Linked DNA regions of Homo sapiens: region 2 is linked to region 1. Evidence: chromatin loops called from intact Hi-C (ENCODE). Cell type or tissue: heart left ventricle. All regions are shown on one strand. Each heading gives the region's core, and the rest is flanking DNA. Links, peaks and the distances in the headings are about the cores only. Region 1 overlaps MRC2 (mannose receptor C-type 2). Region 2 overlaps TLK2 (tousled like kinase 2).

Region 1 (17,617 bases), core at 6,081-8,580:
ACTCATGAAGCAATCCATGGAAAAGTTTAAGTCTGCACGGTTGGGGGTGAAGGTGATAGATAGAAATGAACTTTCCAGATAAATGAAGTGTGATAGAAATATTTCTTTCTTTCTTTTTTTCTTTTCTTTTTCTTTTTTTTTTTTTTTTTAAAGAGACAGAGTTTCGTTCTGTTGTCCAGGCTGGAGTGCAGTGGCATGATCATAGCTCACTGCAGCCTTGAATTCCTGGGCTCAAGTGATCCTCCCACCTAAGCCCCCAGAATAACTGGGACTATAGGCATGCACCCCACCATGCCCAGCTAATTGTTGTTTGTTTGTTTGTTTGTTTTGAGATGGAGTCTCGCTCTGTTGCCCAGGCTGGAGTGCAGTGGCGCGATCTCGGCTCACTGCAAGCTCCTCCTCCAGGGTTCACACCATTCTCCTGCCTCAGCCTCCCGAGTAGCTGGGACTACAGGCGCCCGCCACCATGCCCGGCTAATTTTTTTGTATTTTTAGTAGAAACGGGGTTTCACCATGTTAGCCAGGATGGTCTCAATCTCCTGACCTCGTGATCTACCCACCTTGGCCTCCCAAAGTGTTTGTGTTTGAGACGGAGTCTGCTCTGTTGCCCAGCCTGGAGTGCAGTGGAGCGATCTCCACTCACTGCAGGCTCCACCCCTGGGGTTCATGCCATTCTCCTGCCTCAGCCTCCCGAGTAGCTGGGACTACAGGCGCCCGCCACCACGCCCGGCTAATTTTTTTGTATTTATAGTAGAGACAGGGTTTCACCGCATTAGCCAGGATGGTCTCGATCTCCTGACCTCGTGATCCGCCTGCCTCGGCCTCCCAAAGTGCTGGGATTACAGGTGTGAGCCACCGCACGCAGCCCCAGCTAATTGTTTTTACTTTTTGTAGAGACGGAGTCTTGCTTTGTTGCCCAAGCTGATCTTGAACTCCTGGCCCCAACCTCCTGATCCTCCTACCTTGGCCTTCCAAAGTGCAGGATTTCTAGGTGTGAGCCACCGTGTCTAGTTTGATAGGAATATTTCTGATGTAGTCCACACTTCTTGTTTCTCAGACATCCAGGTCATCACCTGGGAAACATGCCTGTGCTCATGGGCAACTGGGTTTTAAAGCAATTTGCCCTACATTGAGTAACCCATCTCCTTCCTCCTTGATGGTCACTGAGGCCTCCTCTCCCGTCCTGTCTGCTTCAAGGCACACAATGCTTTGGTGAAGTCGCGAGGCTGAGTGCAAAGGCTTGACAACAGTTTGTGTCTCTGGAGCAAAACCCTCAGCTGTTGCTGCAGTTTCCCCGGACTCAGCCCATCCACAGAGGCAGCCAGAGGTCTGACCTCAGATAAGACGGCTGCTCTCCACAAGACATCACAGATGAAGGAGGCAGATGAGAAGTTAATTCTAGCATGGTGCCTGGCATGCAGCGGACTCTCAACAAATATGTGTTGAATGAGAGGCATGTCACATAAAACCCTGAAAGGCACAAGCAGAGACAAGGACAAGGAAGGCATTCCAAGGACAAGGAAGGCGGTCCAAGCTGCCCAACCGCAGGAGCAAAGGCTGCAGGCAGGAACGCAGGGCCCAGCGACCACCTGGCTTAGCTCCTGGAAAGCTGGGGGCTGGAGGACAGCTGGCCAGCCCTGGAGGGGACTCAGTTCCATCCCTGAGGGCATGGCAGGGTGGCCTCCAGCCTCTGAGCCTCTCTCCCTTCACTGCCCCTCCCCAGGCCACGCAGAGGCGAGGGGTCATCCCAGGGAGAGCCAGAGGCCGCCTGAAAGGGCCGCCAGCCAAGAGGAGCAGCTGTTTTCAATGAGCTGCTTAACCTCCAGGCCAGGCCTGGAAATGTCCTTGAGTCAGCAGAAGCTGCCAGCCCCACCCTGCTAAGAGGCCAACCCTGGGGACCCAGCACCCCACCCTGCACCACCCCTGGCTAGAGACTGTGTCCACGTACATGCATGCACATTAGATCCTGGGCTGGACGAGGGGGGCATTGCTTCCATGGAGGACGGGGGTTACATGATATCGAAGCCCAATACCCCGCCCAACTGTGCAACATCCCCACCGACATCCTGAACCATGGTGGGTTTCCCTCTACCGGCCACCTTCCCCTTTTCACACCCTCCTCCCTCCTCCCCAACAGCCCCTCCATCCCAGCCAGGCCAAACTGCTTTCCTCCCACAGCTTAAAGTGCTTGTGCCTAAAACCTACACACACAGTCCCAGTGTTGCGCTGTTGCTGTCACAGGCCACCCTTTGTAGAGCAGTGGCGGGCTTCCCCCACCAGTCATTTCCAGAGATGCTTTTCTCCCCACTTCAAATCTCTGTGCTGCAGACTGTGATATCCTGTGTTCTAGGAAGACATTAAATCACACTCTGGCAGGGAATGGGTGGAGAGGTGGGACTGTCCCTCCACCTACTAAATGCAGGCGGTGGTGGGGAAGGCGACTGTCACCTTTCCCGCGGTTTTGCTGATCCTCCAGACCCCGCCCCGGGGGTGGGGGCGGGGGTGGGGGTAATGCGGGCTGAGTGGAAGCTAGCCCCGCCCCTGGGGTTCTCTGGGAAGGCAAATCCTCACCCGCGCTGGCCTTCCCCTTCGCAGTGTCATGGTGTTTGATCTCATCCCCTGCTGGCTTTTGTCTTAGACCAAAGCATCACAGTATTTTCGGCCAGTCCTCCCCCAGGCCCCCCTTGCCGGAGGAACTGGAGAGCGGCCGCGCTACAGCAAGCAGCAATCGCTCTCGCCTCCAGCCTCTGCTCCGGGCAGCGCCCGGCCCTTTCCTCCCACTGGCTCTTCCTCACCGGGGGTCACCAGGCCTGGATCCCCAGAGTCCGAGCATCCCGGGGGCGGGCACACCTTGACCCCTTTCTCCCCCAACCCAGTGCCCAGGATCTGGGGCTCCCAGATCCACCTGCTCTTGGAGTTCCGAGTCTTCTCTGCTTCTGCTCCCAAGGGGCACCCCTGCCCCCGCCATCGTGCGCCCCCAACTCCAAGGAGCGCCCCTCCCCAAGCCACCGTTCGCCCTCAATCTGCGGCACGCCCCTCCCCCCGCCACCGTGTGCCCCTCCCTCCACCGAGCACCCCTCCCCCTGCCATCGTGCACCCCCCCAAGCGGCGCCACTTCCTCTGTCACCGTGAGCCCCCTCTCCACTGGGCGCCCCTCCCTCCACCGCCGTGCGCCCCTCAATCTGTGGCACTTCCCGCTCCGCCGCCTCCCGCCCAGCTAGACAAATGCCCGGTCTGCGTGGCCGCTGCCCCTGGCGCCGTCTGCTAGCCCGCAGCCAAAATAAACAGCCCAAGAGCCACTTCCTTCCCCGTGGGGGGAATTTTCACAACGACGGCTGGCTCCAGTCGCGGCAGGAAGTGGCTTTCTGGGCCAACGATCCAACCTCATTGACCAGGCCGCTGAGGGCAGAATTCGGGAATGGGACCCGGAGCGCGGGGGCGGAGGCAGAGCCTCGCCGTGGCCACGCGATCACTTGTGCCCTCGCGGGGACCCCATCGCCGACAGCGGCCACCACTCCATAACGCAGGTGCGGAAGGCCTCTGCCGAGCCACACCTGTTCATTTCTCCGTGCGGGGGTGTTGTGCGCCTGCCCTTTCTTAAAATCATGGACAGGTTAGGACTCCACGCCTGGTTGATTGAGGACGAACCAGTGAGTGACTGCGTGACTTTATTAGGAGACATCCATACGAATTTGGGGGAAAGCATTTTTTTAAAATGTAGTTTTGACAAAGTGTCTACAAGGTGTGTGGGGTGGGGAGTAACCGAAAGCGGAAATATTACACGTGCCCCTCTGGTTCATTGAAGAGTCAGCAGAAATGAAGAAAATCTTTGGGCCTTTCTGTAATTTACAATTTTCCATAGTGAAAATTTATGTTTTCTGACTTAAAAGAAAAAAACAACTTAGATACCCCCCCACAAACAAAAGAAATGTGTAGCAAAATGTATTCAACCAGAATGATTAGTTCCTGAGAAACTGAGGTTTAAAATATTAACAGTCAGGCAGGGCGCGGTGGCTCACGCCTTTAATTCCAGCATTTTGGGAGGCCGAGGCAGGTGGATCACTTAAGGCCAGGAGTTTGAGACCAGCCTGGCCAACATGGTGAAACTCCATCTCTAATAAAAATACAAAAATTAGCTGGGTATGGTGGCAGATGTGGTGGTGTATGCCTGAGGAGACTGAGGCAGGAGAATTGCTTGAACCCGGGAGGAGGAGGTTACAGTGAGCCCAGATCGCACCACTGCACTCTAGCCTGGGGGACAGAGTGAAACTCGTCTCCGTAAAGAAGGAGAAAAAAATTAACTTTCAATTCAATTTCTTGGTAATGGTCTTTCAAGTAACACTTGACAAAAAAGGTAGAGATTCCCAACAACCTGCACTGGAGGTTTTCACTGGCCAAGTGCCCACTGAGGACCCAGGCTCTGCCCCTGGCTTCTCCATGCCCTGGACCTTTGCCTGGCATGAGTCTGAGCTTGTGAAAGATGTTTGTCGGCCGGGCGCAGTGGCTCACGCCTGTAATCCCAGCACTCTGGGAGGCCGAGGTGGGTGGATCACGAGGTCAAGAGATAGAGACCATTCTGGCCAACATGGTGAAACCCTGTCTCTACTAAAAGTACAAAAATTTGCTGGGCGTGGTGGCGTTCGCCTGTAGTCCCAGCTACTTGGGAGGCTGAGGCAGAAGAATTGCTTGAACCCAGGAGGCGGAGGTTGCAGTGAGCCGAGATCGCACTACTGCACTCCAGCCTGGCGACAGAGCGAGACTGCGTTTAAAAAAAAAAAAAAAAAGATGTTTGTCAAATGACAGAATGACTGTGAATGGAGGGATCTTAGAATTCATCTTGCCAATCGTTTAGAACGGGAAACTGAACACAGAAAGGTTAAGTGACTTGTCCAGGGATGTTCAAGGAACCTGGACCATGGCCTTTCTATTAGGTCTAAACCTCATCAGAGTCCTAAACAGCACTGTGCCAGTATTTGCTTCTCTAGGCAAATCATATCATTTACGTCAATACCGACAATGAAATGGCAAGTTAGTGATCATTACACCAGCACCACAAGCATGAACCAGGCCTGCCCCCGGCAAACTGGGACCTGTGGTCACCCTGCGCTTGTAAAAAGAGACACAAAGAATGCCAGGCATTAACCATGCGCGTCCAGGCACCAGACAGTGGGTTCCAAGGCTTTTCATTAATCCTTATAACAACCCTCAGATGTAGGCAAAATTCTGATCTGCACTTGACAGATGAGGAAACTGAGGTATTAAATAACTGAGAGATTAACATCTTGATAACACAGTTAATAAGGGGAAGAGCTGGGAAGGATGGCCAGGCAGACTTATTCCAGAGCGGACTCCAGCTAGCCTCCGAATTTTAGATGATAGCCCACAGGCAAGTTGTGTTTGGCTTCAGGATGTGTGAGAGAGATTACACATAAAAATGTAGATTTCCAGTCGAGGCAGCATGCCTGCAGGGTGCCAGCCACAAGAGCTGGTGCAGCTGCCCACCTGGGAGGGGTGTGGGCTCACCGGTTTGCCACAGTCTCCACCCATCCCTTTTGTGCCCCCACCATACACACACACTGAAGTGGAATGAGAGTGGCCATATAGTATCATGCTTGTACCCTTGTTTTTCTGAGTGGCAAAGCATTTTTCAGTATCCTGGTGTCTATTAAGAATGACGGCCAAGCATGGTGGCTCATGCCTGTGATCCCAGCATTTTGGGAGGCAGAGGCAGGCAGATCACTTGAGGCCAAGAGTTCGAGGCCAGCCTGGCCAACATGGTGAGACACCGTCTCTACTAAAAATACAAAACTTAGCCGGGTGTGGTGGCGGGTGCCTGTAGTCCCAGCTACTCAGGAGGCTGAGGCAGGAGAATCACTTGAACCCTGGAGGCGGAGGTTGCAGTGAGCCGAGATAGTGCCACTCCAACCTCAGCAATAGAGCGACACTCTTGTCTCAAAAAAATTTTAAAAAAAATTAAAAAAAAAAAAGAATGACAAGAAGGCTGTATCTATTTCAAAATAAAACAAAACAAAAAATGTATGTATCGGTGGGGCGGGGGGGGTCTGCTGCCCTGCCAACATGATTGATGTCAAATGACACTGTGACACGCTGCATAGGAGACATGAGACACATTTGAAGCACAGCACAATATGACTGAGAAATCAAGGCACGTTTCCTAATGAGCTGTTGCTCCACACATTGGCAATTCCCTGCCCTCCTGACATGGCAACATTCAAAGATCACTTGTTTGGTTCTAAAAGCAAGGCACGGCACTCTTTTTGAGACAGAGTCTCTCTCTGTCACGCAGGCTGGAGTGCAGTGATGAAATCTTGGCTCACTGCAGCCTTCACCTCCTGGGTTCAAGGGATTCTCCTGCCTCAGCCACCCAGGTAGCTGGGATTACAGGCGCCCACCACCATGCCTCGCTAATTTTTGTATTTTTAGTAGAGACGGGGTTTCGCCATGTTGGCCAGGTTGGTCTTGAACTCCCGACCTCAAGTGATCCATCTGCCTCAGCCTCCCAAAGTGCTGGGATTACAGGCATGAGCCACTGCGCCCAAATGGCACTCTTTAAAGTCAAGTGAATTTAGAATCCTTCTTGCTTGGGAACCTTCAAGATCTCCCTTTAAAATTCTAGCCAAAGATTGAGCACCTGCCAACTTCTGTGACGACAGATCAGCCGGGCCTGCCCCCACCTCCAGGAGGCACCATGGTGGAGGGCTTGGGAGGGCAGCTCTAGAATGTGGACCTACCCAGGTTCGCACCTCTGCTTGGGCCCTTGGGCCCTGGGATTGGCTGCCTCACTTCCGCAAGCCTCGATTTGGGAAGGACACGAATAAGACCTGTCTCCTGGGTTTCTGGGAGGACAAAGGGAGAGAAGGCTTCCTGTCCCTCTGTACCTGGGGAGCACAGAGTAATGGAAGGCCATTACTGCTTTTGATATTTAAGCAAGAACCTCTGCCCAGTTTTGGGCAGCGAGCTCAAGAATCTGTTTGTGTTTCACAGCGGAGAGCCTGGGAACCAGGCTTAGCAGACACTGCAATCTGGATAAGAAGAAACGATAAGAGGAAATACGGCCAAGGACTCCAGTGTTTAAGCTGCTCTTCAGAAGAATTAAAAGAAAAATAAACCCACGGTCCAGATGCAAAGTCCTCCCCCGACCCCAATTCCCATGGGTGCCCAGTCCCTTGCCACCACCATATGTTTCTGTCTTTGAACTCTGGACCCCTCCTCAGGTCTCCCAGGAGGGAGATGCAAGGAGAAGAGGAGGGTGTGTCAGGGAAAAGTAGGGGGCTCTCTGGAAGGGCTAGGGCAGGGCAGATAGGGTGTGCACTCTTTCAGCCACATTCCGGTTCTGCAGAAATAAACTCCAAGGGCAGCTGTAAAGGGAAAATGAGGTCACTCACAACGCAGCTGGAAGGGAAAGTGTGGAAAGAGGTGGGGCAGCGCCCACACCCCTTGGCCTGGCAGACACTGGGACGGGAGGAGTTGACCTGGGACCCTCACCAGGACCCTTGCGCAGTCACGCAACCTCCGCCTCCCGGGTTCAAGTGATTCTCCTGTCTCAGCCTCCTGAGTAGCTGGGATTACAGGCGTGTGCCATCACACCCAGCTTATTTTTGTATTTTTAGTAGAGATGGGGTTTCGCCATGTTGGCCAGGCTGGTCTCGAACTCCTGACCTCAAGTGATCCGCCCGCCTGGGCCTCTCAAAGTGCTGGGATAGCAGGCGTGAGCCACTATGCCCGGCCTGTTCTTCCCTCTCTAATATCAATTAAAAATTGATGGGGTGGTGAAGAGAACTCAGGCTCTAGATTCAAAGCTGGCTTTGAGTCCCAGTTCCTGAGCGAGTCACTTGACCCCTCCACTCTCAGTGTCCTCCTCTGGTCAGTGAAGAAAACACTCCTCCTGTCCACTGCGTAGACCAATTACTGAGCACTTAGCAGGTACCACTGAGCAGGTACCTCGTGCTGCCCGCTGGGTAGTTGGCAGGGATGGCTGAGATCATGGATGGGAAGATCTCACCTCACGGCTCCTCACAAAGGGAGCTCATGGGAGTAGCAGCCCCAGTGGGGCAACCTTTTTGCTGGAAAAATTGGCAGCATCTATCAAAAACCTTCAAAAGAATGAAAACTTTCACCCCAGAATTCATTTCCTAGGAATTTAACTTAAGGAAAGAACTAAGAATGTATACAAAGATTTAGCCACACAGCATTATTTACAATAGCAATGATGGGGGAGCAACTAATGTCCAACAATATAGTGTTGACTAAGTAAATGGAAATATATTCGTCTAATGGAATACTATGCACACAACAGAAATGTATAAAGGGTATTTAGACACAGAAGTTCACATTCTATTGCTGATTTTTTTTTTAAAGCAAAAATGGCAGGGCGCGGCAGCTCACACTTGTAATCTCAGCACTTCAGGAGGCCGAGGCGGGTGGATCACCTGAGGTCAGGAGTTCGAGACCAGCCTGACCAACATAGTGAAACCCCTTCTCAACTAAAATTACAAAAAATTAGCCAGGCATGGTGGCATGCACCTGTAATCCCAGCTACTCAGGAGGCTGAGGCAGGAGAATCACTTGAACCCAGGAGGCGGAGGTTGCAGTGAGCCAAGATCATGCCACTGTACTCCAGCATGGGCGATAGAGCAAGACTCTGTCTCAAAAAAAAAAAAAAAGAAAAAGAAAAAATGAATATATAGTATAACTTCATTTTTATTTTCTTTTAAATCAAGTAATGTCTAGAAAGACGCTTTTGCATTCTTGTTCTTAAAGTTGGGTGTCCAAATCGCCTGGGGAGCTTATTTGCAATGCCGGTGTGTGGGCCCTAGAGCAGTTCTACTGAATTAGAATCTCGGAGTGATGGAATATCTAGATTGTAAACAAGAGTCCCAAGCAATTCTGGGGTACATCAGGGTTCCAGAACAACTGTACATACCCAGGTGTTAACAGTGGTTATGACTGACTTATGAGATAGCTGTTGATTTTTATTTTCTTCTCTTTGTATTTGCTACAATTAATGTATTTGGTAATTAAAAAGAGATAGGGAATATATGGTGTGCATCTGTCCTTTGTTTCAAACTTAACCCTGCGGGACTTGAACTCATATATGCAGAGTTTGACACTAAACCCAGCACATTTGGAGAGGGTGAGCAAACAAGTAAACCAAAGAAGATCCTTCTGCGAGAGGCTCCAGATGGATGAGACCAACCATCCAATCCTGGTGCCAAGGAGCAGACACTGCTGACAGCAAAGAAGTGGGTGCCTTCAGAGGCATGAAGTTGACGTAGGTCAAGCACCTTTTCACCCTGACTGGGATCCACATCCGACTTCAGGTCTGAGCAAGGAGTCTGGTGTGCTACGATGTACACAGTGACACTTCTATCAGTGACAATGAGAAATGACCTGCCCAGCATGGTGGCATCACACCTATAAACACAGCACTTTGGGGCTGAGGCAGGAGGATAGCTTGAGCCCAGGAGTTCAAGACCAGCCTGGGCAACATAATGAGACCCTGTCTCTTAAAAAAAGAGAGAGAGGGGGCCGGGCGCGGTGGCTCACGCCTGTAATCCCAGCACTTTGGGAGGCTGAGGCAGGTGGATCACGAGGTCAGGAGATCAAGACAATCCTGGCCAACACGGTGAAACCCCGTCTCTACTAAAAATACAAAAAATTAGCTGGGCATGGTGGCAGGCGCCTGTAGTCCCAGCTACTTGGGAGGCTGAGGCAGGAGAATGGTGTGAACCTGGGAGGCAGAGCTTGCAGTGAGCCGAGATCGCACCACTGCACTCCAGCCTGGGCAACAGAGCAAGACTCCGTCTCAAAAAAAAAAAAAAAAAAATAGAAAAGGACAGAGAAATGACCTAAATGTCCAATAGGGGATAAGTTATGGTCCACTCACACAACAGAACCCTATGTAGCCAGTAGAAGTGTTGGGCAGAAATACATTGATGACATATTCCTGAATGAAAGAAGAACATTATGAAACAACATGAAAACATCTCTATAAAGTTTTTTACAGGGAAAGCCAGGTGCGGTGGCTCACACCTGTAATCCCAGCACTTTGGGAAGCTGAGGCAGGTGGATTGCTTGAGCTCAGGAGTTTGAGACCAGCCTGGGCAACATGGCAAAAACCCATCTCTACATAAAATACAGAAAAAAAAATTAGCTGCAGTTGGTGGTGCACACCTGTGGTCCTGCTTACTCAGGAGTCTGAGATGGGAGGATTGCTTGAGCCCAGAAGATTGAGGCTGCAGTGAGCCAAGATCATGCCACTGTACTCCAGCCTGGGCAACAGAGCAAGACTCCATCTCAAAAAAAAAAAAAAAAAAAAAAAATATATATATATATATATATATATATATATAATATATACACACACACATATTATGTGTATATATACACACACAATATGTATATTATATACGTGTGTATATATATCACATATATATATATTTTTGAGATGAATGTATATAATGTTTCTAGAGGACCATGCAAAGGAACCAGACCTGGATCACATTCCTTGCTCCTGTGATCCTGTCTCTTAGCCTCTCAGGCTCAATTTCTTTATCTGTGAAATGGAGGAATGTGAAGGTTTAAAATATGGGCTATACGGAATTATCTGATGCTGACCCTGGCTTACTTTATGTAAATTTACCGTTAGTAAATGATAATGGGGTCTCCCATTTCTCATTTGTTACACAAACATTATATGGAAACATTATAGTTTTTAAAAAGAAGGAAGCCTTCCAAAGGCCAATTCCCTAACTTACTGGCACCCTTCTGAGTTGCATTCGAGTCACGTACCAGGTACTGTCATTTCATGTTTATAAAATTTTGTGTCCTGTTGTTTTTCGAAAAGCAAACGTGTATGACAGCGTTTGAACCCTCCACCCCTCCCCTTCTGTGAACACTGGGCTAAGTCACAAAGATAAAGAAGAGAAAACTCGCGGTAGGGGGCTATTAATGGAGAGAGCACCAGGTGGTTCCCTGCAGACACAGAACCAGCTCCAGCTGGTGACCCTTGAGAGTCTCTCCCGCAGAATCTCGGAGGCTGACCCTCGACCACCAGCGTGGAGGAATCCTATGCCCTCACGTAAGTCCCAAATGAGGATCTGCGGGCTGTGCTGAAAAACACCACCTTCCAGGGAGGCTCTGACTGGCAGTGAGGAGTCACATGCTCATCCTCTGACCAATTACAGGACGGTACTGGGAACAGGACACAAATGCTGCTGGGGTCACGTGACTGACTGATCACAAGCAAAAGATGCCCGCTGCCACTCCATGGCCCAAGATACGAACATGTTTATTTCTTATTTTTATTTTTTGTAAAGATGGGGTCTTGCTATGTTGCCTAAGGTGGTCTTCAACTCCTGGCCTCCCAAAGTGCTGAGATTACAGGCGTGAGCCACGGCATCCCGCCTCCAGACATGTTTTTTTATTTTTCCAGACGGAGTCTTTCTCTTTTGCCCAGGGTGGAGTGCAGTGGTGTGATCTCGGCCCACTGCAACCTCCATCTTCTGGGTTCAAGCAATTCTCCTGCCTCAGCCTCTCGAGTAGCTGAGATTACAGGTGCCCATCACCACACCTTGCTAATTTTTGTATTTTTAGTAGAGACAGGGTTTCACCACGTCAGTCAGGCTGGTCTCAAACTCCCGACCTCAAGTGATCCACTTACCTCAGCCTCCCAAAGTGCTGGGATTACAGACAGGAGTCACCACACCCAGCCTCCAGACATGTTTAAAACAGAAAAATTTCATCTACAATCACCCCTGTTAAATAATATATTATGTAGTAGATAGCATAGTACAGTCTTTTAGTTTTACTGTGGTTTTTCTACCAATTTTATCTAGACATCCAAAATATTTCTATTCATATATATACACACACATGTAATACACATATATATACATAAATATACATGCACATATCCACACGCAAACATTTTTGGATCTTTTTTCACTTAACATTTCAGCAAAGGGATTTTTCTGTGTCCTTAAAAATATTCGTAAAAATCATCTTAATGGCTGTATATTATTCCATGATATAATATCACGTTTCATTTCATCATTTCCTAGCTATTACTTTAACTTATAAATAGAATTTCCTAATTATAATGTTACGTTGAACATATTATTATATCAATCTTTCCTGGCACTGTTGCGAGAGGTGAAATTGTTTTGCTAGTGATTTTAAACATTTTCCATTGGCTTATTAGCCACTGGCATTTCCTCTTGGTGAACTCCGTTCAGATCTTTTATAGTCTTATCTATTTTGATCTTTGTTGCCTTAAAACTATTGCAGGTTCCTGCGTTTTTCTCATAGTTTTATATGAGCTAGTTGCCATGTTTGTTACAGATCCCTTCCCTGTTTGTTGTTCTTTCTAAATTTTATTTGAAACCCTCCCTGGTTGCTGAGTACCCTTCTCCCGCACTAAAGGTAACCACTCTCCTGACTGCAAACAGCACAGATGAGTTGTGTCTTTTATTTTGGTATTTTCTTTTTTCTTTTCTTTTTCTTTTTTTTTTTTTTTTTTTTGACGGAGTTTCACTCTTTGTCACCCAGGCTGGAGTGCAGTGGTGTAATCTCAGCTCACTGCAACCTCCACCTCCCGGTTTCAAGTGATTCTCTTGCCTCAGCTTCCTGAGTAGCTGAGATTACAGGCACCTGCCGCCATGCCCAGCTAATTTTTGTATTTTTAGTAGAGACAGGGTTTCATCATGCTGGCCAGGCTGGTCTCGAACTCCTGACCTCAGGTGATCCACCTGCCTTGGACTCCCAAAGTGCTGGGATTACAGGCGAGAGCAACCGCGCCTGGCTATTTTGGTGTTTTCTATACATTGGGTCATATGGTATGAAGTAGCGTCTGGCTCAGTTTGTGAACTCCATCCATGCTGTGGCATGCAACTGGAGCTTGTTCATTCTCATCACTGTCTAATATTCAATTTTGTGAAGCTGCCACAATTCATCCATTCTATCGCTGATGGGCATTTGGGTGGTTTTCAGTTTGGCACTAGTTTTTAGTTTTTGGCTATTATGAATAATGCTACTATGAACAACTTTGCTTTTTTAAGACTATGGTTCAAATTCCTTAGGTTATCTACTAAATACAAAGGGGAGGCCAGCCATGGTGGTTCACACATGTAATCTCAGCACTTTGGGAGGCTGAGGCACATGGATCACTTGAGCTCAGGGGTTCACAACCAGCCTGGCCAACATGGTGAAACTCCATCTCTACTAAAAATACAAAAATTAGCCGGGCATGGTGTCAGGCACCTGTAATCCCAGCTACTTGGGAGGATGAGGCAGAATAATTGCTTGAACCTGGGAGGTGGAGGTTGCAGTGAGCTGAGATCGTGCTGCTGCACTCCAGCCTGGGTGACAGTGAGACTTCATCTCAGAAAAAGGGAAAAGGGACCTTTTTAGTGGAGAGATCTGGTAGACACCAGCTGAAACAAATGGTCAAAGTTAGCGTAAGGGAACAAATTGACATTGGTGTGACAGAATGGAAGGACACAACATCACCCATGAGTTCCCTTTCCAAAAACGTTTAATATGAATCCAGGAACGAGTAAACAATCAGACAAATTTAGACTGTGGGACGTTTTACAAAACAACTGGCCTGGGATCCTCAAAAATGCAATGCCGATAAAAGACAACAAGGCCAAGCAACTATTCTAGATTAAAGGAGATTAAAGAGACATGACACCTAATTGAATTCTGAATTTTAAAACAGCTATAAAGGACATTATTGGGACAAATGGAGAAATCCTAACACGGACTGCATATGAGAAAAAAAATTGCATCCGCTCTATTTCTTGGGTGTGATTAGATATTATGGTTACATAGTAGCATGTCTTTGTTTTTAGTTGTTACATGTTGAAGTATTTAGGTGTGAAATGTCATGTCTATAACTAACTTTCAAAGTTTCACCAAACAGACCCACCACACACACACACACACACACACAGAGAGTGAGATAAGCAAATGTGGCAAAATGTTAACAACTGGTGCTTCTAGGTGAAGAGTATATGGGTGCCCACTGTATTATTTTTTCAGTTTTTCCAGTGGTTTGAGAAAGAGTATTGTACCATATGCAGTCCTCTGGGATCTTTTCCCCCATTCAACATTAAGTCTCTAATATTCACCCATGTTGTTGCAAATAGCTGGAGTCCATTCGTCCACCTCTGTGTTACATTTCATTGTGTCTATTCTATAATTTATCCATATCTCTTTCCAAGTACATTTTTGTTTTTGCTACTATAAACAGTGCTTCCAAGCTCTTTGCAAACCATCAATGCCCTTACATACTTAGATCCTTCAGGAATGAGGTTAAATTTTTATGGGGTAATACCAGAATCCCCTTTCCTTGGGGACCAAGATGACTGCAAAGCTGCTTCCCGTTGAGTCCTTCCTATTCAGCCAGGCTAGTTTGTCTGGGAGTCGTTCTCCCCACTGTCAGACAGGTTCCTGTTTCTAGGTCTAAGGTTTTAGAGCAGTCGATTGCCTCCATCTTTCTTTTCTTTTCTTCTCTTTTTTTTTTTTTTTTTCTGAGACAGTCTCGGTCTGTTGGCCAGGCTGGAGTGCAATGGCGCCATCTCAGCTCACTGCAACCTCCACCTTCCGGATCCACCCACCTCGGCCTCCCAAAGTGCTGGGATTACGGGCATGAGCCATCGCACCCAGCCGATTTTTCTCTTAATGAACTTAAAAATTGCACCTACAGGCCAGGCACAGTGACTTATGCCTGTAACTCCAGCACTTTGAGAGGCTGAGGTAGATCACTTGAGGCCAGGAATTTGAGACCAGCCTGGGCAACATAGCAAGACCTTGTTTCTATTTAAAAAAAAAAAAATTAGGCCGGGCACAGTGGCTCACGCCTGTAATCTCAGCACTTTGGGAGGCTGAGGCTGAGGCGGGTGGATCATGAGGTCAGGAGATCGAGACCATCCTGGCTAACACAGTGAAACCCTGTCTCTACTAAAAAAAACACAAAAAACAAAAAACAAAAAAATTAGCCGGGCATGGTGGCGGGCACCTGTAGTCCCAGCTACTCAGGAGGCTGAGGCAGGAGAATGGCGTGAACCTGGGAGGCAGAGCTTGCAGTGAGCCGAGATCGTGCCACTGCACTCCAGCCTGGGCGACAGAGCGAGACTCTGTCTCAAAAAAAAAAAAAAAAATTAAATATTAGCCAGTGGTGGTGGTGTGCTTGTATTCTCAGCTACTGCGGAGGCTGAGGGGGGAAGATCACTTCAGCCCAGGAGGTCGAGGCTGCAGTGAATCCCACCATTGCATTCCAGCTTGTGCAACAGAGCGAGACAGTGTCTCAAAACAAAACAAAACAAAAAAGTGGACCTGCAAATGAAATCAGTGTACGTTTGAGATTATTTGTGGCACTCTATATTGGGAAGGGACTGCTTTCAAAACGCAAGCCTCAGGAAAGCAGGAATCATGCCTAGCCTGCTCACCACGGTGTTGGCAGCACCAAATACCATGCCTGGTACGTTTTCAATGTTCAGGAAAGAAAACAAAAACAAAGACACCAATTAACTGAATGAATGAACAAAGACACCAGTTAACTGAATGAATAAACGGACAGATGAATGTCAGGTATGCATCTTGTTTCCAGTATGTGCATATTAAATGTTGTAAGACTGTCTCACAGTCCTCAGAACTTTCCTTGTAAGAATCAGCTGGCCAGGCGTGGTGGCTCACACCTGTAATCCCAGCACTTTGGGAGGCCGAGGCAGGCAGATCACCTGAGGTCAGGAGTTCGAGACCAGCCTGACCAACATGAAGAAACCCCCGTCTCTACTAAAAATACAAAAAAAAAAAAAAAAAAAAAAAAGCTGGGCATGGTGGCAGGTGCCTGTAATCCCAGCTACTCGGGAGGCTGAGGCAGAAGAATTGCTTCAACCCAGGAGGCAGAGGTTGCAGTGAGCCAAGATCGAGCCATTGCACTCCAGCCTGGGCAACAAGTGCAAAACTCTGTCTCAAAAAAAAAGAATCATTAGCCATATATTTGTCACTTAAAGTTACGTAAATAATCCATCATGTGGTTTCCAATTTGTTTTGCTACTAAAGGCTGTGGCTCAAGCCTGTAGTCCCAACAACTCAGGAGGCTTAGGCGGGAGCATTGCTTAAGCCCAGGAGTTTGAGGCTGTAGTGAACTATGATTGTGCCACTGCACTCCAGCCCGGGCAACAGAGTGAGACCCAGTCTCTTAAAAACACTTCTAAGAACATTTTTTTTATCTTTGAGATTAATATCTTATAAATTACCAAAAGTAAAATTATGACATCAAAGGATAGGAATTCTTACATATCCAGTTTCTTACATATTGTCCGAAAGATTGAATCCTGAAAAACAGAACCAATTTACAGTCCCCCAGTCAGATATATTGGCTTCTTCACAGCTCTGCCAATACTAGCTTTTCTGTTTTTGCTAGTTTAAGTAGTTAAAGAAAGCTAATTTCCTTCATTTCCAGTGATCCTTGCACTTTGTTTGTTTATTTATTTATTTAAGACAAAGTCTCACTCTGTTGCCTAGGCTGGAGTGCAGTGGCACAATCTCGGCTCACCACAACCTCTGCCTCCTGGGTTCAAGTGATTCTCCTGCCTCAGCCCCCTCCCCAACTGAGTAGCTGGGATTACAGGAGTGTGCCACCACGCCCAGCTACTTTTTGTATTTTTGGTAGAGATGGGGTTTCACCATGTTGGCCAGGATGGTCTCAAAACTCCTGACCTCAGGTGATCCGCCTGCCTTGGCCTCCCAAAGTGCTGGGATTACAGGCATGAGCCACTGTGCCCGGCCCAATCCTTGCACTTTCTATGTGACAGCTTGCTATCTGAATTTCCTCAAGTGTGATCAACTATAAACTGAAATTAAAATTTCTAATTATAATCCAGGTGTCCTCATAACATTTATTTTTGTTTTATTTTGCTTTTGAGACAGAGTCTCGCTTTGTCACCCAGGCTGGAGTGCAGTGGCACGATCTCAGCTCACTGCAACCTCGGCCTCCAGGGTTAGGAGTTCAAGAGCAGCCTCAATCTCCCAAGTAGCTGGGATTACAGGCGCCCACCACCACGCCTGGCTAATTGTTTCTTTCTTTTTTTTTTTTTTTTTTTTGAGACAGGGTTTCACTCTGTCACCCAGGCTGGAGTGCAATGGCACCACCTCGGCTCACTGCAACCTCTGCCTCCCAGGTTCAAGCGATACTCCTACCTCACTCTCCTAAGCAGCTGGGATTACAGGCACACGTCGCCACACCTGGCTAATTTTTATATTTTTGGTAGAGACAGGGTTTCACCATGTTGTCCAGGCTGGTCTCGAACTCCTGACCTCGTGATCCGCCCACCTTGGCCTCCCAAAGGGCTGGGATTATAGGCATGAACCACCACGCCCGGCCATCCTCATAACATTTAAAAGTAAAAATTCCTTTTCCTATTAGTGTGTTTTTTCTGGTGTGTCTCACATTATTTTCTTATAACAGTTTAAATCCACTTCTGGAATTTTTTTCTAGTACATTGGACTTTTTTCTGTTTATTTTAATTTAAAACCATATGATGTTTTTCATGACCGTGGCATCATGTAAAATTCTAGAAGGGTAACT
Region 2 (8,890 bases), core at 1,637-4,136, 64 kb after region 1:
GAAACACACGCAGGGTGCCACAGGTCATCCCTTCTCCCTCTGCTAAGCCCTGTTGCTCTTAATGTAGCAGGAACCTTCCCTTCTCCAGTGCTGAGCACCACTGCCCATCTGTCTGGAACAGGAAGAACTTCTGGGTCCCTGATGAACAAGAGGTATAGAGCAAGAGTTGCCTTGGACCAGGCTAGAAGCCAACTAAAGGGCTACTTCAAAGACCACTGTTTTTCCCCTTCCAAATTATTATTTATAAAACAAACAAACAAACAAACAAAACACCAAAAAAAACCAAGACTGCCTTTATAGAAAGGAGGTGTTTGCTTTGTCAAAAAAGCCTGTCCCCTCCTTTCAAGGGCAGGACTTGTCTGATTCAATACTTGTACCAACAACAAGGAAACAAAACTAAGCCCAGTGGGGAACCTAATAGCAAATTAAGTCTGCATAGCCTCTAAAGCAAATGAGCCATGAACTCCAACGTTCAGAAGCTTGGGGAGATATAGGCAAAACCTGACATCAGTGGAACAAAGCAATTCACAGCTGTGCATATTGTAACAATTCATTTTAAAGAAGCCCCCCCTCTCTACCCCACATCCCAAGTACAGATGAAGGCTGCCACTAGTACTATTCTATAGAGAAGCAAGCACAGAAGTGGGACCCTGAAGACCAAGAACTTTGAGATGGGCAAACTGTGACCGGGAGGAGAACATAGCACAGAGAGGCTGAACAAGTCAAACAGGTGCCACCAAGACACACCAGGTGCCCCCAGTCTCTTCTAGAAGGAAATGACTGAAGTAGCAGAAACAGCCCACCAGCAGCTCCCTAGGGTCTAGTTTCTATAGACAAGCAACAATTTTTTTTTTTTTTGAGATGCAGTCTCGCACTCGCACCATCACCCAGGCTGGAGTGCAGTGACGTGATCTCGGCTCACTGCAAGCTCTGCCTCCCGAGTTCACGCCATTCTCCTACCTCAGCCTCCCGAGTAGCTGGGACTACAGATGCCTGCCACCACGCCCAACTAATTTTTTGTATTTTTAGTAGAGACGGGGTTTCACCGTGTTAGCCAGGATGGTCTCGATCTCCTGACTTCGTGATCTGCCTGCCTCAGCCTCCCAAAGTGCTGGGATTACAGGTGTGAGCCACCGTGCCCGGCCAGCAAAAATGATTTCTAAGGCTTTATTTACTATAGCTATTTCTAGCCACAAAGGAAGGGAAGGTTAAGAGTACCTAGGGCTTTGGATTCAGGAAAGTCTGGATTTAAATACCAGCTCAGCCACTTCCTGTTACTCCAATTCTGTAAGCATCAGTTTCCTCGTCGTAACACTGAGAATGTATTTATTCTCTCAGGGCAGTTATGAAGATTACATAAAACAAAACCAACAACAATGCACGTAAAGCTTGTAGCATAATGCTCAAACTACAGGTATTATTTAATTTTAAAAAGTCAGACACTCAAGTATCACTTACTTGTGGTAATTCTCCTTTTTCTCATCTCTCCAGTTTTTATTTAACTGGTGAATTTTCACAGCTACGTATCTTTGCTCTGTTAGATCAAATGCCTATAAAGAGAATAAATTATATACTGGGTAAATGTTAAGAAAAATTACAGGTAACTGATGTGAAGCTTTAATTTAACATATAACATAATCAAAGTCCAAAATACATTATTAAATACATCACATACTTATATCAGTGTTGCAAGCACCTTCTTGAAACTTGTGATTAGATAATTTAGAAGTCTCCAGACACACTGGCACCAAGGGATTTAGAACATAAAACCAGGCCAACACCACAAACAGAAAGATAGCCCCTGCCTTCAGAATCATTTCCCAACCATTCTCTTTCTGGACACCATCTATTCCTGTCTGGGACCCGTCTGCCTTAGGTTGTCTCTTATCCTTCAGTTGACACTGGGACTTTACAAGCTTCAAACATCCTGTCACTTTTGAAATTCCAGGGACACACACTGCCTGCCTCCTGGAGAAAATAACCCCTCACAATATACTTCTTTGGTATGATTGTTTACAAAACCACCCTGTAATTTGGCATATTGTTTATTAAAATAAAAAGAGAAACAAGAACAAAAAACAGCCCTGCCTTTAGTCCCATCTCTATATGCTGGGTAAATGAAAAGTGGTTTTGTTGTTGTTGTTTTTGAGACGGAGTCTCGCTCTGTCGCCCAGGCTGGAGTGCAACGGTGCAATCTTGGCTCACTGCAACCTCTGTCTCTCGGGTTCAAGTGATTCTCCTGCCTCAGCTTCCTGAGTAGCTGGGATTACAGGCACGCACCATCACGCCCGGCTAATTTTTGTATTTTTAGTAGAGATGGGGTTTCACCATGTTGGTCAGGCTGGTCTCCTGACCTCAGGCGATCCGCCCCGCTTCGGCCTCCCAAAGTGCTGGGATTACAGGCGTGAGCCACTGCGCCTGGCCGAAAAGCAGTTTCTAATCCCAAAAATGGCTGAAGTTAGTCACCCCAAGTCACTTCTCCAGCACTGTCCAGAGGCAGGAACCAGCTTTCCCCAATGGCCACCACTGCCAGCAAGTCCTGCATCAGCTATGTAGTGCTTGCTATAGCACAGTGAAAAAGGTAACATGGATTTTTGAGGAAGCTGGGTGTAAATCATAATTTGATAAAGTAATCTTTCAATTCAATTGAAGATTTCCCTCCAAACAAAAGAATTTATTGCATAGCTTCTTTAGAATAGTTTTTCTTAGTTTGTAAAGTTTAGATTAAAAGCTTACTACTTCAGTTTCAACACTGTTATCACCCATCTGCTAATTTCCACAAATATACAAATAAATGAAGGCAACAAGTGCAGAAAACAGTACCTAAATAGGGTGATCACTACTTTACAGATCTATCTAAACCTAAGTTTCTCTGGATAAGCACTGCATGTAGAGAGAGCTGCTTATAAAATAGAGAAACTTCCATCATTTATACCAAATTAAAACCAGTATGTTTAAAGTATAAAAACCACTCACTTCAGACATAATATCTTATTTCACAAAAATTGCAACATTTTTTATTTTTATTTTTTTATCTAGACAGGGCTTCAATGTGTTTGCCAGGCTGTTTTTGAACTCCTGGCCTCAAGTAATCTTCCCACCTTGGCCTCTCAAAATATTGGGTTAGAGGCAGTAGAGGCCATGCCCGGCCAAAAATGGAAACTTTTGAACTTCTTTTCTTAAAGAATCTTCAGTCCATTCACAATCATGAATACCATTATGGCTTCACAGTAGAAAACCATTTCAAATAATTTTTAAAAACATTAAATAAGCCGGGCGCGATGGCTCACACCTGTAATCTCAGCACTTTGGGAGGCCGAGGGAGGTGGATCATGAGGTCGGGAGATCGAGACCATCCTAACATGGTGAAACCCTGTCTCTACTAAAAAATATACAAAAAATTAGCCGGGTGTGGTGGCGGACACCTGTAGTCCCAGCTACTTGGGAAGCTGAGGCAGGAGAATGGCGTGAACCCGGGAGGCAGAGGTTGCAGTGAGCCGAGATAGCACCACTGCACTCTCCAGCCTGGGCGACAGAGCGAGATTCCGTATCAAAAAAAAAAAAAAAAAAAAAAAAACCACAAAAGAAAAAAACATTAAATACCACCCAATTTATAAGAGCACCAATGCTATTTCAAGCATAATTTTCTCTAACTACTACACTGTACTTCTATTCTAAATCCAAGACACTGTGACCTACCACTGACTTAAGAAAGGATTGTGGAGAGTGGAGAACAGCAAAAGAAAAACTACATTAAATGCACACATCACTGTAAGAAGTATTTAGATTTCAGAAATAAAATGTGTGGGGCTCAGCGTGGTGGCTCACACCTGTAATCCCAGCACTTTGGGAGGCCGAGGCAGGCAGATCACGAGGTCAGGAATTTGAAACCAGCCTAGCCAACATAGTAAAACCCCGTCTCTACCAAAAAATACAAAAATTATCCGGGTGTGGGGTCGGGCGCCTGTAATCCCAGCTACTCGGGAGGCTGAGCCAGGAGAATCACTTGAACCCGGGAGGCAGAGGTTGCAGCAGTGAGCCAAGATCACACCATTACACTACAGCCTGGACGACAGAGTGAGACTCTGTCTCAAGAGAAAAAGAAATAAAATGTTTGAAGAAATACATTAGGAAAAAATAGGATGATCAAATTACTAAAAGTAACTGGGAGGCACCAAGAACCAATTTTGATGATTTAAAATTACATACACTTCTAGGTATACATCCAAAAGAATTGAAAGCAGAGTCTCACAGAGATAACTGGACACCCAAATTCAAAACAGCACTATAGGCTGGGTGCGGTGGCTTGTGCCTATAATCCCAGCACTTTGGGAGGCAGAGATGGGCGGATCATTTGAGGTCAGGAGTTCGAGACTAGCCTGGCCAACACAGTGAAATCCCGTCTCTACTAAAAATACAAAAAAAATAGCTGGGCTTGGTGGTGCACACCTGTAATCCTAGCTACTGGAAGAGGCTGAGGCAGCAGAATCACTTGAACTGGGGAGATGGAGGTTGCAGTGAGCCGAGATTGCACCACTGCACTCCAGCCTGGGCGACAGAGCAAGACTCTGTCTCAAAACAAACAAACAAACAAAACAAAAACAAAAACAACAGCACTATACACGGTAGGCGAGAGATGGAAGCAACCCAAGTGTCCATCGACAGAGGAGGATAAACAAAATGTGGTACATACAATAAAATATTAAGTGATCTTAAAAAGGAAGGCAATCTTGTCACATGCTATAGCACAGATGAACCTTGAGGACATTATGCTAAGTAAAATAAGCTGATTATAAAAAGACGTAGTATGAGTCCACTTCTGTAAGAAATCTAAACATAGTCAAATTCAGAGTAACAGAATGTAAAATGGTTCCAAGGACAAGGAGGAGGGGGAAAGGAAAGTTGGTTAATGGCTACAGAGTTTCAGTTTTGGAAGATGAAAGAAAGTTTGAGATCTATTTCACAAAAAGTGTGAATGTACTTTACTGAACTACACACTTAAAAATGGTTAAGATGGTAAATTTTATATCTATCTTTTTACAATAAAAAATTACAAAGAAAATAAACTAAGCATTGACTTAAGAATGAACATAAATAAAAATGAAGAAAGCAGAAAGAAGGAATGAAAGCAGACATTAATGAAATAGAAAACTAACCAAATAGTTTTGATCAACAAAAAAGTTGATTCTTAGGAAAAAAATTAATAACAACACTGACTAATCTCTAGCCTATCAATCAAGAAACACAAAAATAAAAATTTTACAAGAACAGAGAAGTAACTAAGATGTGGAAAATATTTTTAAAAAATCTAGGCCAAGCATGGTGGCTGTAATCCTAGCACTTTGGAAGACTGAGGGGTGAAGATCACTTCAGGCTAGGAGTTTGAGACCAGCTTAGGCAGCACAGTGAAACCCTGTCTCTATTAAAAAAGAAAAAAAAATCTAAATGAAATAGATTTCCTAGAAAAATTAAATTACCAAAACTGACTTAAGAAGGGAGAGAAAATCTGAATATATCAATAGTTGTAGAAGAAATTGAAAACACAGCCAAATGTTTTCCACTAACTCAACATCTCCCAGGAGATTTTTCTTTTCTTTCTTTGTAGAGGCATGGTCTTGCTATGTTGCCCAGGCTGGTTTCAAACTCCTGTGCTCAAGTGATCCTCCTGCCTCGGCTCCCAGAGTGCTGGGATTATAGACATGAGCCACAGAGACTGTCCTGCCCAAGAATTTTTATGAGTCAACTCTAACAAACTTTCAAGGAGCCAACAATTCCCAAGTGATGAAAAGGGTTCCAGAGCATGGAAAAAAAGAGACTTCACAACTCTATCTAAGTAGCTAGAATAATTATGACATCAAATTTTGACAAAGCTGCTTGCATACAAAAGGTGACTATGGGCCAATCCTACTTATAAACACAGATTAAAAAATACAAATAAGATACTAGAAGCCAGGTGCAGTGGCTCATGCCTGTAACCCCAACACTTTGGGAAGCCAAGGTGTGATCACTTGAGCCCAAGAGTTCAAGACCAGCCTGGGCAACATGATGAAACCCTGTCACTATAAAAAAAAATACAAAAATTAGCCAGGTATGGTGGTACACACCTGTAATCCCAGCACTTTGGGAGGCTGAGATGGGAGTACACTTCAGCTCTGGAGTGGGAGGTTGCAGTGAGCCGAGACTGCACTGCTGCACTCTAGCCTGGGTGTCAGAGTGAGACAATGTCTCCAAAAAAAAAAAAAAAAAGATACTAGAATATCAAAACCAGTAGAGTAGTGCACTAATCATAATATAGTTCTGGAGATGAACAGTGATGTAGTGATGTCAGTCGCACAACACTGTAGTACTTAATGCCACTGAAACATATACTTAATAAAATCACAGCTGGGTGCAGTGTCTCACACCTGTAATCTCAGCACCCTGGGAGGCCAAGGCAGGAGGATTGCTTGAGCCCATAAGTTTGAGACCTGCCTGGGCAATGTAGCAAGACCCCGTCTCTAGAAAAAATTTAAAAATTAGTGCACTGGGCCTGTAGTCCCAGCTACTCAAGAGGTTGAGGCAGGAGGCTTGCTTGTGCCCAGCAGTTTGAGGCTGCAATGAACTATGATTGTGCTACCTTACTCCAGCCTGGGCAATAGAGCAAGACCCCATCTCTAAAATAAATAAATAAATAAAACCACAATTTAAAAAAAATTAAAATAAGAAAACAGTAGAAATAGTTTTACCGTTTTTATTTGCAATGAAAACTATTTTACTGAAAAGATTTATCACATATAAATTCATATGAGCATAACATAAATCCTAACAGTGAAAGCTGTATTTCTGAAAGGGACAGCTATGCAACAAAGACTACTTAATAAACAATTCTGTACTTTACAGACAGGTGCCAGAAACACGTAGAAAAATCAAACCCACATGTTATGGATCTGTAGCTATATTTAAAACATATTGAATCCCTCATTTGGTAAAAATCAACCTGGAAGCTCAGCAGCCTGTACTTCGCTAGCCCAACTGAAGCACTCTAAGCCAGGACACTCTTTCAGACTGCCAGTGCTAGTAAATGATATTAGAACACTTCTAAAACAAAAAGCAGGTTTTCCAATGGAAAAAAACCTATTCTTATTGGAAACAGGTTTGACACATCTATTCTGTAAAAGAAAGAAAGATAGCACATACTTTTTTCTAACAAATATGTATGAGGCAGGAAGTACAGAACCAGAATAAAAATCATAATTCCACGACCCAGTATATTTCCTTCTTGTTTTTTAAATCTATAATTATTTATTTTTCAAACTTGAAAATGGCAATACTGTATTCTGCTTGGTCACTTAGGTTTATTGAAAGCTGTTTTCCCAAAGATACAGGTTTTTAAAGTTTTTGAATTTCAACCAATGGATATCAACCTACAATTATCAGTATTCTTAATGTTCTCCAAGTTGGTAGGAGCCGATAATTTAACCCCCAGTCTTTGTATCCAGTTCCTTATACTTACCTTGTAAACTTCACTGAAACCTCCTCTACCCAAAAGATGTAACAACAAATATCTGTCATTTAGCGTTGGATGATCTTTAAATCTGTGGAAACAGGGAACATGTAACACCCTGAGATCATGGACTACAGTCTTCCACGCTTGCAAAATTCCCAGAATATCTAACACATTATACATATAATTATAGCTGCTGTTGGTAGTTTGACAATCAACATCAACATGGCAAATACTGAGTATAAAGTTACACAGTTCAAAGAGGCAGTGTAATTACAATGAACAGCACCAGCTATAGAGCCACAGGACTTGGGTGCTGGTCTCAGTGTAGCTACACTAGACCTTTCTTGCTCCTCCTCCTTTTTTCTGCCCTGCTATACAATGAGGGAGGGTAGATTAGAGATTTTTAGATTGTGCTATTTGGCTCCTCCAAACTATTCAAGGGCCACATGTTCCCACCATTTCAAAACTACATACAGTAAAATTCCAAGACACTTGCTATTTCCTTAAAAACAGATTTGATTTTAAAGTGAGTCACATGTTCTATGTGCATTCATTATTCTCTCTTTAAGACAGATATAACTGTGTTCCCCATATTAGACTCTACCTTGGGTATTTTCTTAATAATATGATAAAGAAATGACAAGTTCTGGCAAAAACAAATTTAAAAATATTTTTACCTAGTTCCTGATCTTAAACAATCTCACTATTAATTCTGAAATTACTTTACATGGATTTTAAGAAAGTAGGATGCCTATCTGGAGAGACATTACTGCATGGTGGTTTAGATGAAAAAGATCCAAGTTGAACTCTTTGGTCACATTATTTATGGGTCCCTGGGCAAGTTAATTTAATTTCTCTAAGCTTGTTTTCTGATTAATGTATTAAAGATGACTGGGTTATCCTGCGGATTAAATGAGAGCACTAAGGGCACTTAGGACCAAGCCTGATACACAGAGAGCTCTCAGGAAGTGGTACCTGCTGTTGTCTGCCACTTTAACAGAAAGACAGGTCCAAAGCTCATATAAGCCAAACAAAAATATACAAGCTATGGCTTTATGAAAAAATGTTTCAGGGTCCAAAAAATATGGGGAAAAAACAGATTACTTATAAAAACCCCTTTCTACTTTCAACCTACTTTTCCCAGTTTCAATTCATCTACAATTAATGTACTGAACTTAAGAGTCTTACTTAAAATCTCAACACCTGAATAGCCCTTAAAGGTCATTCAGAAACCGAGTGTCATCTCAACCCAATACTCTTTCCACAACACCACACTGTGACCCATCTTCCCTTTCTTAAGGCTCTGTAGGAAAATCTGAATATGCAACATATCTCAACCATTTACAATTACAAAGCCATATTGTTTTAGTAATCTTTATTCATGTAAAAATGCTATATGTATAC

The links. A loop is a pair of places that touch in the nucleus more often than their neighbours do. Peaks named below come from ENCODE experiments on the same cell type or tissue, not always from the same donor. Only the 100,000 strongest peaks of a DNase experiment are listed, where the experiment ranks them.
Region 2: it touches region 1 in a loop (4-fold over the local background); 2 of 110 quality-filtered maps call a loop at or near these places.

The regions. Positions count from the first base shown.
Region 1 is chr17:62,638,254-62,655,870 of GRCh38, reverse strand. The region is part of intron 1 of MRC2 (mannose receptor C-type 2); the gene reads right to left. Among named protein-coding and RNA genes, the nearest start is that of MRC2, 19 kb to the right of the region's middle. RefSeq lists enhancers at 1,173-1,883, 2,596-3,306, 3,307-4,018. In heart left ventricle, for the core only: no CTCF peak of the experiment used is centred there; a DNase peak (open chromatin) is centred at 7,469; H3K27ac peaks cover 1,917 bases.
Region 2 is chr17:62,578,795-62,587,684 of GRCh38, reverse strand. It overlaps TLK2 (tousled like kinase 2), which reads right to left. Exons shown (of 22, transcript NM_006852.6): 15 at 7,493-7,574; 16 at 1,459-1,550. Among named protein-coding and RNA genes, the nearest start is that of MRC2, 44 kb to the left of the region's middle. In heart left ventricle, for the core only: no CTCF peak of the experiment used is centred there; no DNase peak of the experiment used is centred there.